Regions from separate parts of the Homo sapiens genome. Here region 2 is linked to region 1. The links are chromatin contacts, found by Hi-C or POLR2A ChIA-PET in ENCODE. All regions are on one chromosome and are shown on one strand. Each heading gives the region's core, a stretch centred on a gene start or an enhancer-like site at or near the end of the contact. The rest is flanking DNA. Distances are from core to core; before and after follow the strand shown. Region 1 holds the start of MCOLN3 (mucolipin TRP cation channel 3). Region 2 has its middle 22 kb from the start of BCL10.

Evidence for each region. A loop is a pair of places that touch in the nucleus more often than their neighbours do. ChIA-PET counts read pairs that join two places held with the same protein, here RNA polymerase II (POLR2A). Pooled maps may share reads with other maps.
Region 2: a loop to region 1 is called in a pooled map, with 12 times the contacts of the local background. The contact joins the enhancer-like site here to the promoter of MCOLN3 in region 1. A Hi-C loop is called at or near these places in 4 of 50 pooled maps. POLR2A ChIA-PET finds 5 or more read pairs at or near these places in 2 of 52 experiments (Panc1 and activated CD4-positive, alpha-beta T cell).

The regions. Positions count from the first base shown.
Region 1 is chr1:85,046,265-85,050,278 of GRCh38, reverse strand. MCOLN3 (mucolipin TRP cation channel 3) reads left to right here and starts at 1,779. Exons shown (of 13, transcript NM_018298.11): 1 at 1,779-1,883. RefSeq lists silencers at 1,378-1,517, 1,548-2,297.
Region 2 is chr1:85,296,429-85,300,442 of GRCh38, reverse strand. No RefSeq gene overlaps it. Among named protein-coding and RNA genes, the nearest start is that of BCL10, 22 kb to the right of the region's middle. Within about 2 kb of position 2,327, at least 24 of the 41 ENCODE cell types and tissues checked have a DNase peak (open chromatin) inside an H3K27ac peak, as active enhancers do; they include Panc1, where a contact is called at or near this core.

The DNA of each region.
Region 1 (4,014 bases), core at 530-3,029:
GCTACCCCAAAAAAGCTTCTTGGTACTGCCAACACCCCCGCCCCCCACCCCCGCAAACCTCTCCGTACCACCCCTCCTCTTCCCCCAAACCTTTTTACATTTCTAAGCCCCTATCTAGGCACCGCGGTGAAGCCAGGAGACTTTTACCTATCAGGTCTTGCTGCTATAAAGCAAACCCAATTACAAACCATCCGGACTGCACAGTGGGAGGTCGTGGGAAGTATAAACAAACTTTACCTACACCCTCCGGTACCATAAACGTCACAAGGTGATATGTGGCAGAGTTAACCAACAAACAACTCCAGGGTCTCTCTCCCCCACATAAAACCCTCATTTTGTAAGCTCAGGGCTGCCTCCTCTGTCTGTAATGGAGCAGCCGGCAGGTTGAATAAAGGCTTGCCTGAACTTGGGTCTCGGTCTCTCTCGGTCTCTCTCTCCCTCTCTCTCTCTCTCTCTCGTCCTTTCTCTCGGCTAACTTCACAGATTGCACATAAAAAAGAAAAGGGGTTCAGAGAAGGTAAGTAACTCCCTAGAGACCAATAAGTGGCACAGAAGGGAATTTGGGCCCTCATCTGTCTGACTCCAAAACCTGGCTTTATCTATTCACCGGTCCTTATAACTCAGCTAAAACGAGGGTTAAGCAAGTGCCATCATTTATGACTGTGAACCTCTTCAAAGTTCAGATTGTTCCTGAACAATCAAGCATTTCAAACTCTTACCATCAAGTAAGGAGATAGCGTTACATCGTGTGTAGGCATATGGGGATTAAAGATTACATTATATTTTCCAAATTGCACTTGAGAATTGACTGTGCCAATTATATCCTTTCTGGGTATCTACCTTGTTCACAGTATGTGGGATCCAGGTTGAGGAACAGCATAAAATTCTTGTACCCTGTTGCAAAAATTTATTAGTAATCCATGCATACTGGTTTAGGATTTGAAAACAGGTTTTATAAAAGGTTTGCTAGGTATCGATCTAATTTCAGGAATACCCTAGTAGGGAAATTCAGTGACCTTTACAAATTTACCCGTGGCCAAAAAAAAAAAATAAGTAAAAATTAAAAATCAGAACACATCCAAAGTAATTATAATTAAAATTAACCAAAGTTCCTGATCCAATCCTGATAAGGGGTATTAGGTTTAATATTTACAGATAATTTATGAAGAAAAAGATTACGGTTCAAAGTCTACTTCAGGTATTTCTATTTACATTTCTTGGAAAAGTTTCCCAGGGCTCTTTCTGCCCCAGCCGCCAATCTACAGAAGAGTCTAGTCGACTGTCCACTCATTTCACAGCACTTGTCTGAAACTAGAAGACCCAGGGAGGGAACAAGGTTCAGGCTTGAAACGCTAAGACATTCAAGATTTCACCTTGTATGCAAAAATCAGAATGGGAGGCTGCAGCGGGGCCTCACACTCACCGGAGCTAGGCGCTATAGATCCCGCACCCGCGGAGCCCGGCAACCACCTGAGGGGCCTTGGCCAGGAGGGGGTGGCCCCCCGGCGCCGGCGGCAGCTCCGGAGCAAACCTGGCAAACCCGAGCAGGGCGGTGCGGGTTGCTCAGGGAGAAAATGAAGGGAGTGATAGGGTGGGGGTGGCAGGGAACGGGCACAACGCCGGCTTCCTCCGGACGGCCTCCTGCGTCCCACCTGTGCTCCTGAAAAGCGGCCCCCGACAGGGCGCGGCGGGAACCCGAGCCGGGAGTAGGGTCACGAGTTAAAGCGGCGGGGGCGGGAGGATGCGCGGGCGGCGGACGGGGCGCTCTCCTCCCGTCTGACTCTGGGCGGAGCGGGGCTCGAGGCTGCTGGAGTCGCTCGCTGACTCGCCCTGCGCCCTCGCCGCGGACACCGGAGCTGCGGCCGCTCCCCGCTGTCCCCCAGGTGAGCCCGCGGGGCGCTGCCCCGGGGCGTCGGGTGTCGCGGGAACGGCGCCCGCGGCGCACAGGGAGGGCCGGGGAGGCCGGGAGGCAGCGAGCTGTCGGGGACGCCGCGGGAAGGCCGGGCCGGGCAGTCGGCGCCATGGAGGGCAGGCGGGCTGGAGCTGGGCGCGAGATGCAGCTGTTCCGCGCCGCCCCCAAGCCGCCCGCAGGTCAGTGGAGGAGCGCGCCTGCCGGGCCTGCCCGGGGCTGGGCGGGTGGGGGTGCTCTGCTCCTCGGTCCCCCTCCAGGCCGCCGCCCACCTGTGGCCAGGGCTCAGAGGGCTGGAAGCCACCCCCGCCCGGAGCCCCTGGGCTGGAAGGCTTGGATGCCGGCCGGGGCTCCAGATGGCCTTGACGCGGCTCGGCTGGCCCCTTTCAAGGCGGACTGTCCCCCTGTTAGAGGTGGGGGCGGCTGGAAGTGGGGGCTCAGGCCCGGGTCGCTGCGCTGGCTGAAAGCAGCCGCCAGCCGGGCTGCGGCCGTCTGAGCTCCACGGCAGTGCCCGGGGATGGCAGCGACCGCTCTGGGACATCGCTGCAACCCTGCAGATCTTTCTCGCACACACTACCCAACAAAAGTGTCAACCCTTGTTGTTTGTTTGTTTGAAAAAAAAAGAAGACTGGAGAGACTAAAGTTTTGTGTCTGGTGAAGTGGGAAAGCGCTTCTGAAAAAACGAGGTTGCATAACTTTGTCGCCAACTGGGAGGCCTTTGCTATTTATACACTCCCGGGCTTTCTCCAATTTTCTACAGCTTACTCCAATCAAGCCTCTGCCCGCCAGGAACAGGTAACCTGTGTGTGTCCGTTTGCTCCTTCTAAGAGCATGCCTGATAGATACTTCGGTAGCCTCTCCGGATGGCCCCTTCGTCGGGTAGCCTCTCCTGATGGGGTCCTTCGCCCACCCTGCCTCCCGCGCCGGCGCTCCGGGTGAATGTCAAGGGTGGCTGGCTGCGAATACCTCCTTCAGCTGCTGGGGTTCCCGACAGTTTGCAGTTTTTAAAAGTGCACCCTCGGAAGGGCTTTTCAGACTGGGTAAACCTGACTTTTCCAAGGTCAGCATCTGGTCCTGGTGAATGAAATGTCTACCGGGACAACTCGTTGTGATGTGCTGAATATATGCTGGTTGGCTTGTTTTCTCTTTGTTCCTGTGGATTACTGTACATGGTGTGTGGCTAGTTTGTTTAAAATTTAATTTTCCCTGTATCAAAGTGGAAAGCGCTTAGTGTCAATATACAACTCACCAACATGCTTATTAACAGCTTCATCATTATGTTGGTGTTCATATGCGAGCTTTGGTCAACATGAAATCATCTGCGTTTTAAGTCCTATAGATAAAGTCTCCTTAAATGCTGGTTAAAATATCCTGCCTTTTTGAAGGAAGTAAAACTGTTAAGTGAAAATCCTAATTTATTAATAACTTTTTCTTTCCTTTATGCCTTTACCTAAGAATTACTGCATTTATGCTTTGACAGGCATTTTAACACGCACACAGGAGCCACACTTTAATGAGTTATATAATAATTATTTCATTTTGAAGGTACTGCATTTGCCATACAGTAAATATGTTTTATGGTTTATTCATCCAGCAGTATCCTTATTAATCTTTTCATTAACAAGAGTTTAAGAACCTTCCCCATGCTATTCTTTATAGCCAGTATCTATTGTTCGGAGATGTTGGGCTTCCTAAGAATGCTTGAATTGGAATCAAAAGTGGGGTTCTAGACTTGGAAAGCAGCATGGTATCTAACCAGTGACTTGTAAGATATTGTATGAATGCAGGTTACAATTTTCCTTCTTCATTGCTGAGTACAAGTTATTATTAAAATGTCAAATAAAGCCTGCCTTTCTATTCCGTATGGAAGGACGCTACTCATTGTTTGGGGTATTTTACTTTGAACAGGTTTCCATAGTATAATATCAATCTTAGTCTGAGGGAAAATCCAAGATCCATCCCAGTCTCTAGAGTGACTTCTCCGTCACTTTGAAAAAACTGATTCTGAAGACAATAAAACCAGCCCGACCCAACCCTTTTCAAACGTACCTGCCCCCCCCCCCAAATAGATATGAAGTACTTTGAAAATATGCTATAAATATAAG
Region 2 (4,014 bases), core at 1,078-3,577, 250 kb before region 1:
CTTTTTTTACCTTTTTCTTTTTTTATAGAGAGATAAGGTCTTGCTGTGTCACCCAGGCTAGAGTGCAGTGGTGTGATTACAGCTCCCTGCAGTCTCAATCTCCTGGGCTCAAGTGATCTTCCCACCTCAGCCTTCGGAGTAGCTGAGACTACAGGCACATGCCACCACACCCAGTGAATTTTTTTTCTGTATAGACAGTATCCTCCTACATTGCCCAGGCTGGTCTTGAACTCCTGGCCTCAAGGAATCCTCTCACCTCAACCTCCCAAATTGCTGGGATGGCAGGCATGAGCCACTGCGACCATCCACCAACTCCTTTAATTCATCTTAATGTTTGTCCTGTTCCTTCTAGAGATTTCAGAGGTCATTTGACCCCAGAGTTGGATTGGGTAGGAAAGTTAGCCTCTTTGAGGCTCAAATTCTTTATTTATAAAATGAGGCTACCATAGACCTACCACACGGGTCATGAAGAGAACTGCAGAGGATAACATGCATGCTCCTATTCTGTGCAGGTGTGGTACATTGGGGGTGCTCAAGAAATAGAACTTTTCTTCCGCTGTGGTCATGCCTGCCCCAGAAAACCCTAGAAAAGGCCCCAGTCCTGGCACAGCAAGACATTTAGGACCCAAAACCTGGACACGAGACCTGGACAATGTGACTTTGCTGAGTGGCAGAATTGTTGCCTCACTCGGTAGCATAAGTTGTTTTGGAATTTGATGTGGTTAGAGATATAAACGGCAATAATCTGACAATTCTATGCTCTTTCTGACCTGGCAGATATCTCTGAGACCACCGTAGATGATTGTGCAGTACATATACCTGTGATACACAGGTGCACATGGTGGTCCCAGACATCTGCCCCCCCAGATGTAACTCACTTCCTGCCTTCCTCTCTCTATCCCCCTCTATTCTTTCCCATCCTTTTTCCTCTTTTCATCCTTTCATGTAAATGGAAATCACAGTAACACTCTGAGGTTGTAACGTAGGTCAAAGTAGATGTGTCTAAAAGTGCTTTAACTCTAAAATGCTATATAGAAAGTTATGCTTTATTGTTTCATTTTTCAGAGCAAGAACTATTAAATATGTGTTAGATGCCATCAGTTAAAGTGCTGGGTTGGTTTATTTGGTGGGTTTTGGTTCTAGTTGCTGTGCACATTCCAGTCCCTAAGGCAATCAGTGGTATTTTGAGAACCTAGCTGGCATCCCTGCATGACTGGGATAGAGACATACTCTCCCGAGTGGTGACCCTCCTCCTGGAGCATGCTAGCTAGTTCTGCACAGGTGAGAAGTGGCTCAACTATAAATTAACACCTGGCATTCAGTGTGTCTGCCCTTGTAATTCTTGGTGTGGGGATTGTATCAGAAACCATACGTGTTTCCTTTGTCCTGACATACAAGACTTGTCTCTCCAGATTGGCAGGTACACAGGCCTCTGGCTGAACCCCAATTTCAACAACTCTGGAAGACCCTTTGAGGTGCTCCCCAGGACGCTGTTGGAGTCTCAGTAATAGGATTTCACTTCCCACCCTGATTTCTGAACCTATTGAGGAATAAGATAAAAGACCAAGTGGTTAGAGGCCAAAATATCACATTCACCATTGATAAAGTTTAGGTTGGAAGGCCCAGCTTGTATCTCTTGGCAAATGGAACCTGAGTTTTAGGCGCAACCCTTTCATGGGAGTGCTGGGCCAGGGAAAGCTTCCACCCTGGCCAGGGCCTACCTGGAGGAGCTGAGCAGAGCCTGTGCTCACAGCACATGAGTGCTCCCAGGAGGAGGACATAAGGTTTTGAGCCACGCTCCCAGTTTTTCCTCCCAAATTCACCAGGTACAGAAGGAACTCTGACAGGGACCAGTGCTAGCCAAGAACTGTTCCTCTCCCACAAAGTCTTCTCAGGGCAAAATGTTTATAGAGTGACAAGTTCCCTCAAGAGGAACATCTGGTCACCCTCTAATCTATGCTGTTCTGACAGAATAACTAAAACACGCTCTTCCATGCCCTGTCTGGTGTTTACCACAAACCAAAGCTATGTGCTGGCATTCACACCTCCCACCACTGCAGTCACTTCTTCCGTTTACCTAGCATCCAGCACCCACTCATCACCCGCTCTAGTCTGACGGCCCACAGGGTATTGTGGCTGGAGCCTAGCATTTCCTTTTCAACTGTTTAAGGGATGCAACCTGCTTCTCTTTTGTTCTTACACAGACGCATTCTATGGGCAGCTTCCGTATCTTTGGACCTCAGTGTCATTAAGTATCACATGGCCTCACAACAATAAATGGAAAACCTAATCCTCGTGTATGTGTTTTTAAAAGTCCGTTCCATTTAAATGAGTCATACCATTAAGTCAACACACAGTTTCGCTTTAAACCCTAAGTCACTTACATAAATCCCCAGGGGTTCACTGTGACCCTGTGTAAGGCTTCTTCCTTTTCTGTAAACTTTCGTTCTTGGATTACACATTTCCAGGGATGACTGCCAACTCCTTCTTTTGCCTTCAGTCCTCTGAGAGTGTGTGTGCGTGTGTGTGTGTATTTTATGTCTGCATCCTGGTCCTCCAAATAAAAGCCACCTTTCCTGTTTTCTCAGCGACTTGAATCAATTCCAGTTTTCCATTTTCCCATTAGTGTTTGGTGTGTGTGCTTTGCTGGATTGGTCAAAGAAGCTCCCCACTCTGCAGAATTTTTGAAGGCTCCTAAGGTAGAGAGCATTACATTGGAAAGAAATGGAGCTTTCTGATTCTTCAGAGACTCAGCCTTCTCCTCTGAGGACCCAGCTGCTGGTCAGGTGTTTAGGAGAACCCAGCAGGCAGTCTATGCTTCCATGGTCTTCCCAATAACACTTTATGCTTCCTTCTACTAAGTACAACCATCTATATTTTAATGACTTGTCTTTCTCCTTCCCTGCTCTGTGAATTTCTCCAAGGCAAAAACTCTGTCCTAGCCAGTTATGATGGCTCACGCCTATAATCCGAGCTACTCAAGAGGCCAATCACTTGAGGCCAGGTGTTCAAAACCAGCCTTGGCAACATAGTGGGGCCCTCATCTCAAAAAAAGAAAAGAGAAAAAAAGGCCTGTGTTCTATTCTTCTTTTGATCCATTTCAGTTAGCTCCTGACTCTTAGTGCCAGCTCAGTTAGTATTTGAGAAAAGGTAAAGGAAAAGAAAGAAGCAAGGGAGGCCAGAAGGGAGACAGGTTCCAGCACCCTTGAATATGCTGGCACTCCCTCTAGAAAGCTGCTCCTACATGTTTCTCTGTGGTCGGCTCCTCCTCTCTCTCTCATTCCTATGTCCATTCAGCATCACCCCCTCAGAATGTCCTTTCCTGACATCCTTCTTAAAGAAGCCACCACACAGTCATTCTCTATTTTACTTTCCTGTTTTATTTACTTCATAGCTGTTTGTGATCTGAAATTATTTAACTGTATGTTTATTTATTGTCTGACTCCCTCCACTATGATGTAAGCTCCATGAGGTACAATAGTTTTAGGATCTTAAATAGTGCCTAGCACATGATAAGTGCCTAACAAGAGTCAATTGAGGCTGGGTGCAGTGGCTCACTCCTGTAGTCCCAGCACTTTGGGAGACCAAGGCCAGTGGATCACCTGAGAACAGGAGTTTGAGATGAGCCTGACCAACATGGTGAAACCCCATCTCTACTAAAAATACAAAATTAGCCGGGCATGGTGTTGGGTGCCTGTAATCCCAGCTACTTGGGAGGCTGAGGCGGGAGAATCGCTTGAATCCAGGAGGTGGAGGTTGCAGTGAGCTGAGATCATGCCACTGCACTGCAGCCTGGGCAACAAGAGTGAAACTCAGTCTCCAAAAAAAAAAGGCCGGGCACGATGGCTTATGCCTGTAATCCCAGCACTTTGGGAGGCTGAGGCAGGTGGATCACCTGAGGTCGGGAGTTCGAGACCAGCCTGACCAACATGGAGAAACCCTGTCTCTACTAAAAATACAAAATTAGCTGGGCATGGTGGTGCATGCCTGTAATCCCAGCTACTTGGGAGGCTG